2 separate regions of the Homo sapiens genome follow, and region 1 is linked to region 2. Evidence: read pairs that join two places in POLR2A ChIA-PET (ENCODE). Cell type or tissue: Panc1. All regions are shown on one strand. Each heading gives the region's core, and the rest is flanking DNA. Links, peaks and the distances in the headings are about the cores only. Region 1 has its middle 20 kb from the start of SFPQ. Region 2 overlaps KIAA0319L (KIAA0319 like).

Region 1 (5,379 bases), core at 69-5,068, 370 kb before region 2:
GAGTTTAGGGGTAGTGTGTTAGGAAGCAATAGATAACTGAACTAGAGGTAGTGCTAAGAAACAGACTACAGCACAGCAGAGGGTAAAACCAGTGAGGAAGTGATTTTAATAATCCAGGTGCTCTTGTTCAAGGATTCCCACTGCTCTTCAGATAAAGTTCAAAATACTTAGCATGGCCTACAAGGCCTTTTATGATCTCACCCGTGCCTATAAGACCTTTTTTTTTTTTTAAGATGGAGTCTCACTCTGTTGCCCAGAATGGAGGGCAGTGGCACGATCTTGGCTCACTGTAACCTCCGCCTCCCAGGTTCAAGCAATTCTCCTGCCTCAGCCTCATAAGCAGCTGAAATTACAGGTGTGTGCCACCACGCCTGCTAATTTTTTTGTATTTTTAGTAGAGATGGGGTTTTACCATGTTGGCCAGGCTGGTCTCGAACTCCTGACCTCAGGTGATCTGCGCACCTCAGCCTCCCAAAGTGTTGGGATTACAGGCGTGAGCCACCACGCCCAGCCAAGGCCTCTTCTTACACCACTCCAAGTCTTTTTTCAATAAAGCTTTATTTAAATATAATTCACACATCTAACAGTTGATCCATTTATACAATTCAATGGTTTTCAGTGTATTCACAGATATGTGCATCCATCACCACTCAATTTTAGAATATTTTATTTTATTTTTTTGAGATGGAGTCTCACTCTCTTGCCCAGGCTGGAGTGTAGTGGCTCCATCTTGGCTCACTACAACCTCAACCTCCTGGGTTCAAGTGATTCTCATGCTTCAGCCTCCTAGTAGCTGGGATTATAGGCATGCACCTGGCTAATTTTTGTATTTTTAGTAGAGATGGGGTTTCACCACGTTGGCCAGGCTGGTCTTGAACTCCTGACCTCAGGTGACCCACCCACCTCAGTTTCCCAAAGTGTTGGGATTACAGGCGTGAGCCACTGTGCCTGGCCTAGAATATTTTCATTACCTCAAAAAGAAACCCTGCATCATTCAGCTATGATACACCTATTATTCCCCATCACTCTCTCGGCCACTTCCTCTAATCTACTTTGTCTCTGTAGATTTCCATGTTCTGGCCATTTCATGTGAATACAATATGTGGTCTTTTGTGACTGGCTTCTTTCACTTAGCATGTTTTCAAGCTTTACTCATGCTGTGGCATGTTATCAGTACTTCATTCCTTGTTATGGATTAATAATATTCTTTCGTACAGATATACTACATTTTGCTCATCCATTCATCAGTTGATGGACATTTGCGTTGTTTCTACCTTTTAGTTATTATTATTGAGACAGGGTCTCGCTCTGCCACCTAGGCTGGAATGAGGTGGCACAATCACAGCTCACCACAGCCTCGACTTCCTGGGCTCAGGTGTTCTGGCACAGTGCCACCATGCCTAGCTAATTTTTGTATTTTTTGTAGAGATGGGGTTTCACCATGCTGCCCAGGCTAGCTACTCCCAAACTCTGGGGCTCAAGCAACTCTCCTGCCTTGGCCTCCCAAAGTATTAGGATTACCGATGTGAGCCACCAAACCTGGCGCTTTTGGCTATTATTAATGCTGGTATAAACATCTGCATACAAGTTATTGAGCAAATGTTTTCGTTTCTCTTGGGCATTGGAATTGCTGGGTCACTTGGTGACCCTATGTTTATTTGCCGAATTGCGAGACTGTTTCCCAACATGGCTGCACCAGTTTACATTTCCACCAGTGATGTATGAGGGTTCCCATTTCTGCCCCCCGCCTCCCCCGCCCAAGATGGAGTCTCACTCTGTCACTCAGGCTGGAGTGCAGTGGCACGATCTCAGCTCACTGCAAACTCCACCTCCCAGGTTCAAATGATCCTCCTGCCCCAGCCTCCCAAGCAGCTGGGAGTACAGGCATGCGCCACCACACCTGGCTAATTTTGTATTTTCAGTAGAGTTTTGCCATGTTGGCCAGGCTGGTCTCAAACTCCTGACCTCAAGTGACCCACCCGCCTTGGCCTCCCAAAGTGCTGGTTTTACAAGCGTGAGCTACCAAGCCTGGCCTTGATTCTAGCCTAATGAGTGTAAAGGGTTTTGATTGGATTTCCCTAATGACTAATAATGTCTAGCATCTTTTCAGGAGCTTATTAGCCACTTACTAATCTTCCTTGAGAAATATCTATTCACCTTGCCTTTTTCGAGACGGAGTCTTGCTCTGTCGCCCAGGCTGGAGTGCACAACCTCCACCTCCTGGGTTCAAATGATTCTCCTGTCTCAGCCTCCTGAGTACCTGGGATTACAGGTACCAGCCACCACACCTGGCTAATTTTTTGTATTTTTACTAGAGTCGGGGTTTCACTATGTTAGCCAGGCTGGTCTTGAACTCCTGGCCTCAAGTGATCTGCCTGCCTTGGCCTCTCAAAGTGCTGGGATTACAGGCATCAGTGCCTATGTCTTAAGTGTGTTTACTAAATATTATTTTTTTCATTTTTTTGAGACAGGGTCTTGCTCTGTCACCCAGGCTGGAGTGCAGTGGTGCCATTACAGCTCACTGCAGCCTCAGCCTTCTGGGCTCAAGTGATCCTCCCACCTCAGCCTCCTGAATAGCTGGGAATACAGGCAGGTGCCACCACACCCACCTTATTTTTAAATTTTTTATAGAGTCAGGGTCTTGCCATGCTGTGCAGGATGGTCTTGAATTCCTGGCCTCAAGAGATCCTCCTGCCTCAGCTAGGATTATAGGTATGAGCCACCATGCCCAGCCAGTCCTAAGAATTCTTTATATATTCTACATACAAATCCCTTATCAGCTGCACGATTTGCAAATATTTAGTTTTTGTTCTCATATTTAGGGCTTCAATCCATTTTTTAATTTTTGTATATGGTGTGAGGTGTGGTCTAACTTTTTTTACATGTGGCTACCTAGTTTCCCAGCACCACTTGTTGAAAACACCATTATTTCTCTATCGGATGATTTTGGTACCCTTGTTGAAAATCAGCTGGCCATATGCGTGAGTGTTTATTTCTGGACTCTCAATTCTATTACTCTACATCTATGCTTGTGCTAGTACAACAGCCTTGATTACCATTGCTTTGTAGTAAGTTTTGAAATCAGAAGTGTGAATTCGACTTTGTTCAAGATTTGTTTCCAAGATTGTTTTGGCTATTCTGGGTCTCTTACAATATTCTATGTGAATTTCACAATCAGTTTATCAATTTCAAGAAATTGGCTAGGATTATGCTGAATCTGCAGCCTAGTGAAGTATTACCATGTTAACAATGTTATTATGGAATATTTCCCCAATTATGTGTATTCTTTCCACAATTTCTTTACCTCTGAATCCTTTAGTTATTTCAATAGTGCTGTTTCTTCAAGTCTGTTTAGAACTAAACCTGTTTTAGATACAAAACATTATGTGCCCACTATTTTGTTAAAATGTGGACTTTGCCATGTTTAAGTTCTAGGCTTCTCCACCCTTATTGTTTTAGAACACCTGAGTCAGGTATTGTGTCAAGTACTTAACATACCAACTAATCAACAACTCTGCTATGCAGCAATTCTTGTACTTAATTCTACTTATCATTTGAGGTTAAGTACACTGGCAACAGATGGCCTCTCCTTGGGACTTCCATCCCTTTCAGTACTTAGGCTCTTTCTAATTGTTCCCTATGGACTACATGATCTGCAAGTTAAATTTTCTCCCTGCTATCAAAAAACTGCTAATCAGGCTCTTCTGATTACATGGTATACTAAGGGAAATATCGTTTTTGCCTGTGAACCTTATCACTGGTAGAGACTTGAAAATACCATGTGCTCCTTTTGCATCTTTAGGCACTGCTAAATGTTTTTGCATCACTTTCTATCTCAATGACCCTATGAAAAAGGTGTTTTGCAGATGAGCAAACTACAACTAAACAAACTTACAAGATAACGCAGCCAGGCAAATTGCAGAAATAATGACCTCACATACCCCTAACCACTATAATATACTTTATATTGGTTTTGCCTTGAGAACCACAAGGCTTCAGATCCACAAGAGGGAAAACCAAGTATTAACAGAATTGAGCCAAACAATGACTCCAAGAAGATTCTTGATTTGGGTGTAAGCTGACCTGATTATTTAAAAAACACAGTATGAAAAAAATTGACCAGATCTTGGTCTCATTCCTGGGAGTAACTGTACACAACTTCTCAATACAAATTTCATATTGGCCGGTGCGGTGGCTCACATCTGTAATCCCAGCACTTTGGGAGGGCGAGGCGGGTGGATCACAATGTCAAGAGATCGACACCATCCTGGCTAACATTTTTAGTCTCTACTAAAAATACAAAAAAACTAGCCGGGTGTGCTGGCAGGTGCCTGTAGTCCCAGCTACTCGGGAGGCTGAGGCAGGAGAATGCCATGAACCCGAGGAAGAGCTTGCAGTGAGCCGAGAATGCACCACTGCACTCTAGCCTGGGCGACAGAGCGAGACTCCACCTCAAAAAAAAAAAGAAAAAATATTTCACGGGATGAGTAGATGATGTACCTCAACTCTTTCTTTGTGGCTATTTCAAATAATCTCAAGCAAACCTGAATTTTTTTCTGCTCAATTGAAGCAAAATAATTAACTTCCTGAAATCCTGCAATATTAGTAATGAGGCCCCAAATTAAAGTCCACAGGCAAACACAGCAACACAAATTACCTTTAAGCATGAGCCTCAGATCTCGTCCTGAACCAATGCTTTAGTGAGCGCTTGCTTTGGCAGAACATACTGTAAAACTGGAATGTTTGTGTGAGGCCGGGCGTGGTGGCTCACACCTGTAATCCCAGCACTTTTGGGAGGCCGAGGTGGGCAGTTCACCTGAGGTCAGGAGTTTGAAACCAGCCTGGCCAACGTGGTGAAACCTAGGTGGCATTGAACGTTTTGAGATGGTGCCACCACGCTCCAGTCTGGGCAACAGAGACTCAGTCTCAAAAAATAGTAATAATAATAATTAGTGTGCGAGACTAACAGCTTGGCAAGTTTTAGTATAAGGGCTCCAAGAGTGAAGGGGACAGATAATTTGTGTACAATTTTTACTAACAGCTTTTAAGTCAGTTCCAGATTTTTCCTTACATTTAGATATTCTCAAAAATTACCCATTTCACACTCCATTATCAAATTTTATTTGACTTTGAGAAATTGACAGCCCTTCGTTATTACTCAGACCAATCAAAAACACAGTAGAGTCCTCCCTTGTCTGTGAGGAGATAACATTCCAAGACCCCCCCACAGTGGATGCCCAAAATCACAAATGGTACCAAAGCCTAGCCTAGCCTACATGGCCTTTTTGGATGGCAAATAGCATATACAGCATGTATATGCTGTATCCAACATTCCCATCAGTATTCTGCCCAAGGTGGGAAGGACAGGATGCCTCTCAG
Region 2 (5,379 bases), core at 246-5,245:
TGTGGCTTTTAATAGACTTCATTTTTCTGACGTGTTTTTACTTGTGTTTTTTTCTTATACCTCCATTTTCAAGTTAATTGTAAGTCACATTCTACTGACAGAAATGAAAATATGGGCAAATTGGTCAACACTCCTGACTGCCAAATTATCTAGTATAGACTATCTCTAACTGCACGGAAACTGGCGTTTCCTTATCCTCATCTGTATAATGGCAACATTTCTCTGCTGCTTCAAAAAATGGTATTAATTCTAGGCAGGGAAATAAGAACACCCAAATGTTCTTCAGTGTCTCTCTCTTTCTTTGACACACACACACTACCCACAGGGACACAGCAAAGCCCTGGAAACATATCGTACACATACGGCCTTTACTCTCCACCACTTCCTCTCCACTGACAGAGGCAGCCATGCTGCCAAGGTAGCAACCCCCACATGAAATACAAAAGAGTGGAGGCGAAACAGCTCAATCAAAACAGCTTGGGAACGGAAAGGAGGGTATGCTTGTCAGAGAAAGTCTCCAGGGATAGGCCAGAAAACTTTTGTTTCTGCCTTGAACATCCTGAGCAAATAACCCTGTTCCAGGTCTGCAGACCTCAGGTCAGGGGCCAACTCCTCCCTTTAACTTTTCACAGAAGGCGTAATAGGAAAACTCGCTGTTATTTGAAAAGTCCATTGTGAGAAATGTCAGAGTGCAGCTTATAAGCATACCCTGGGGAGCACAGCTGAGAGCAATTTTGAAAACCAAGCAGTTAGAAACTGATGAAGTAGAATGCACAGGTAGAAGACAGCTTGGCACTGCTTCAGCATATGGGGCTGCTTGCTTCAGGCCAGATGCCACAGACTGACCCAGCAGGATGCAGATTACTCAACTTTCTGAGATGGAAGCTGGCTCTTCAGCTTTTCTCTACAAGGCTGCTTCATTTATTCTGATTAAGATTCATTCACTGTAGCCACCCCACTTCCATAAGCCTCCAGCTGACTCTGGTTGCCCTCAGTTAAGGACAATAAACATTGAGCTGTATCAAAAACAAACAAACAAAAAACAGAGGAGCCATTTCTTAACAGGCAGGATGGCAGTCCTCTTGAAATGGTGAACTTGAATCTGAAATTAAGGCTACAGAAGTGAAACTGAATCAATGTTACCCCCCACTCCATCTCCCAGGTCTGGTAATATTAGTCATTCCCCTTATTACCTAAAAGTGAAAGAATTCATAAGCATACATTTATTTCAAACTCAAATGTGCTGCTGGATTAGAATCAAAACATAATGTTAAGCCAGTTGGAAGAAAGAGAGCATTCCTAAAAATCCTGTCATCTGCTGAGGGAGTTTAAAAAGGGGAACTGAAGTGAGATGCACTGGGCACCCATCTTTAGGGCAGAGTCTGCAGTGGGTAGAGTTCCAGATAGGCCTTGGCTGGCATTCCTCCCTGCTTCTGTTTCCCTTTGGACAGCGTCTGTGATGGCTAACTCACCATTCAGGGACATTCATAATTCTTTCTCTTCTTAGGGCATTTTATAGTTTCCTTTTGTGATTGGCCAGGGAAGTTCAAGATTTATATAATTGGTGCTTGCTTCATGCTAAGCATTGGAATGGTTCACCTAAGATCCTGAGTAACAAACCTGATGCCAAAAGGGCAGGAGCACCCTAATGCAGAAGACTTTCAAGTGCTGATGGGCTGGGTGTATCTAACGCCCATGAAATCACCACAGGAACACACTTCCAACTTGGGGGCAAAGGCTGCAGCTATAGCACTCTTTCCACATTTCCAAATAACCACTCTAACTGCTTATTCAGGAAATGTGGATTATTAAAGGTGAGAGAGACAGAGCACTGGATAGAAAGGAAAACTGGAGATATACCATCTTGTGGACAGGAACTTCACTTACATAATTCTTGGCAGAAGGTTATTCTATTAAGACCAGCTTGAGACATCAAATTGTCTAGTCTCCTACATTCCCAGGATTCTGCAAAGAAGACTAGGTCTCTATTGTCATGGCATTACCTTGGGACCCTAGGGAAGCCTCAAACTCCTTGAAGGGAATCTTGATGTCAGCAATGCCATCCCTCTCAAAGGGAATTTCTGTTCCCTAAGAATGGCAAAGGTATTAACAGACTGCAAGCTTCATGAGGGCAGAAACCGTATCTGTCTTGCTCACCAATGTATTAATTTTCCCTTTTTTTTTTCTTGAGACAGTCTCACTCTGTGGCCCGGGCTGGAGTGCAACAGCGTGATCATGGCTCACTGAAGCCTCGACTTCCTGGGCTCGAGCGATCCTCTTACCTCAGTCTCTCAAGTAGCTGGGACCACAGATGCACACTATCAAGCACAGCTAACTTTTTATTATTTTTTTGTTACAGGGTCTCACTATGTTGTCCAGACTGGTCTCAAACTTCTGGCCTCAAACGATCCACCTGCCTCGGCCTCCCAAACTGCTGGGATTACAAGCATGAGCCACTGCGCCTGGTCTTACCACTGCATTTCTAATGCCTAGGATAGCAGGCACCTGATAAATATGTTTTGAAGGAAGGAAGCACAGGACAAACTCTGCAAGCTACTTCTTTTTTTTTTTTTTCCTTTTTTTTTTTTTTTTTTGAGATGGAATCTAACTCTGTCACGCAGGCTGGAGTGCAATGGTGCAATCTCAGCTCACCGCAACCTCTCCCTCCTGGGTTCAAGTGATTCTTCTGCCTCAGCCTCCTGAGTAGCTGGGATAACAGACATGCACCACCACACCTGGCTAATTTTTGTATTTTTAGTAGAGACGGGGTTTCACCATGTTGGCCAGGCTGGTCTTGAATTCCTGACCTCAGGTGATCCACCCACCGCAGCCTCCCAAAGTGCTGGGATTATAGGTGTGAGCCACCGCGCCCAGCCTACAAACTACTTCTAACCCAAAACCCAAAAGTGTTGTTGAATCAGCCCCAGTCAAAACACTGTCCTGACCAAAGACAGAGCCAACCTGGCCTACCACAAGGCCTTGCCAAGCATGGGCACATATCAGTTTTGGGGGAAGTGAACTAGGGCAGAGAGCAAGGTGGAGTCGTGGCAGCAGAACAGAGTCCTCTTCCAGAGGAAATGTTTCCTTAGCTGGGGGAAGAAACAAGTGGCCCATCATGCTCCTCAGTGGCATATTACAATCACGGAAAATGCACAATACAATTCATTCTGTCATGGGCTTCAATTAGTCTCAGACCTGTAAAGCTATATGAATGGAGGCCTACTTTCCCCAATAATACAGAAGGCCCAGCTGCCTACCTCATACTTAATAATGTGCAGACAAAGCTCCCACTGGACAGAGGTTTAAGAAGCTAGCAGAGAACTCAACCCTCCTGCCTGCTGGGTCATCTGGCGGTTAGACAAGAATTTAACCATATTAAACTTTTACGTTATTGCTAACAATTGCTGAGTTTTATTTATGTACCTGGGAGTAGGCTAAGCCCTTTGCATGAATATTTTATTTAATACTCACAATCCTGTTAAGAGGTACTGTCATTTCCATTTTATAGATGAAGAACCTGATGGAAAGTATGTTTCAGTAACAGCACCCAGTACATTATAAAACCATGACTGAGACTTGTCTGACACCCAAGTCCATGCTCCACGCCCTTCGCCACTCTGTCTCCTATCTCTTGCTCAGCTGATGAAAAGGCAGGTAGTCAAGACCAATTCTTACAACCTCTCTCTGGAACTTATCCAGTACTATCTGGAGTCAAAAGTGGCTACAGGACCTTAACCATATGGGCTTTTCTTAGGAAAGCTGTTGGAAGAAGGATCAGAAAGAAAGTTCAAAAGGTAGGTCCTCAAATCAAGAGCTATCCATTCTGACCCAAACCCTTCACTACTGTTCATCTGAAAATAGGTGTGCACAGGGAAGAGCTGAGGCTTTAAAAAAATAAAAAAGTGTCCAAACACTAACCACACACATAGTTCTTGACTATGTTCCTGCCAGTTTCACACAATGCCTTGAATTAGAAGCTGTTCCAATTACTGAGATTTTAATAAAATCTCCAAAATAAGCCAAAAGGCTATGCTTCGGCCCTGCAATTGTTGTTTGTTTTTATAAACTCCTCTGCTGTTTTATTATTTCCTCCCTTAAGGAATTCCTGAGGAGAATAAATTTAAGATAGTTTTTAAATTGAGTTGGATTTACTGCCCAATTATGCTAATTTTCTCATCCCTCTTCATTTTGTCACACAAATGGGGAAGTAAGTTTATATTTGCACAGGTCTTCTAAAGGGCAAAAAGAACCCACCAAAATTATGGTTTTCCAAGATAGTAGGATTTAAGATGATTATCTTTCACTAAAGTGTTTAAGCAAGACACAGTGATTTAATTTCACTGAGAGAGAGACCAACTTTAGCAAATTCTGATTGGCCTTACTTATGTCAATTAAATCGTGATATAACAAGACACCATAGACTTGCTCAATGCTAGCTGAATTTTAGAATCAAAAACCTTGCATGGTTTGTGTTAACAGCCAGAAAACTCTACCTTCCCCCAAGTGACATGTACTCAAGTCATTATCCTACAGTCTGAGGAGACTGATTTAGGATTAATAATTTATTACCTTCCTGTACTGCAATGTAGTTAAGAATATAGGACAATTTGGCAGGAGAAAGTTCCTGTTGAAGACTCATTGCTGTAAGATATATTCCATTAGTCATCTGCCTCAATTTGGGTGCCCAACAGATACATGAAGAGCAGAGATATAATGCCACCTAAAAAGTCTCCTGAAAATGCTTTTCCCCTGAAGATTAAGACCAATGCATATTCAAAATATACCATTCTCTTAAAGGAAAAAGACACCACTGGCTCTGACTGGTACAACAGAGGCTACAGCCCTCAAAGTAAGGGCAAACGAGGCAAGTGAGGGCAAGGCCTACAGGTACCTTTTTCCTGCCAGGGACACTTACTTGGGTTCAGGAATACAGGCAGGTATGAGAACAACAACAACAAAAAAAGGCAACTAGTGGTAAAGAGACCTCTTGCTAAGGCAGGAGGTGATTTTGTCCCATCTGCAGTCTCTGTAGAGGTTGAGGGTGATAATTAATCTCTCCCACCCAGAGTTTGGGAATAATTAAAATACAAAGCATGGCAGTTAGGTGCAGATGAAGATCAAAATATTATCTTTATAGTAAGTGATAAGGATGACTGGAGAACATGGCTGAGATGTGTAATCACAAATGGCCTTTCTTATACTTTCCTATACTGAATTCAACTTACCTAACTGGACAAAATGCAGGCTGACCTGGCATGGGCAGACCGGCTAGAGCATGGAAGTGGGACAAAACATAAAAATCCTGAAGACTGGGCCGGGCATGGTGGCTCGTGCTTGTAATCCTAGCACTTTGGGGGGCCAAGGCGGGCAGATTGCCTG

What was found. Peaks named below come from ENCODE experiments on the same cell type or tissue, not always from the same donor. Only the 100,000 strongest peaks of a DNase experiment are listed, where the experiment ranks them.
Region 1: POLR2A ChIA-PET joins it to region 2 with 6 read pairs; 4 of 35 experiments call an interaction of 5 or more read pairs at or near these places.

The regions. Positions count from the first base shown.
Region 1 is chr1:35,170,533-35,175,911 of GRCh38, forward strand. No RefSeq gene overlaps it. Among named protein-coding and RNA genes, the nearest start is that of SFPQ, 20 kb to the right of the region's middle. In Panc1, for the core only: no CTCF peak of the experiment used is centred there; no DNase peak of the experiment used is centred there.
Region 2 is chr1:35,538,774-35,544,152 of GRCh38, forward strand. The region is part of intron 2 of KIAA0319L (KIAA0319 like); the gene reads right to left. Among named protein-coding and RNA genes, the nearest start is that of KIAA0319L, 16 kb to the right of the region's middle. RefSeq lists enhancers at 1,176-1,225, 1,276-1,365. In Panc1, for the core only: no CTCF peak of the experiment used is centred there; no DNase peak of the experiment used is centred there; H3K27ac peaks cover 482 bases.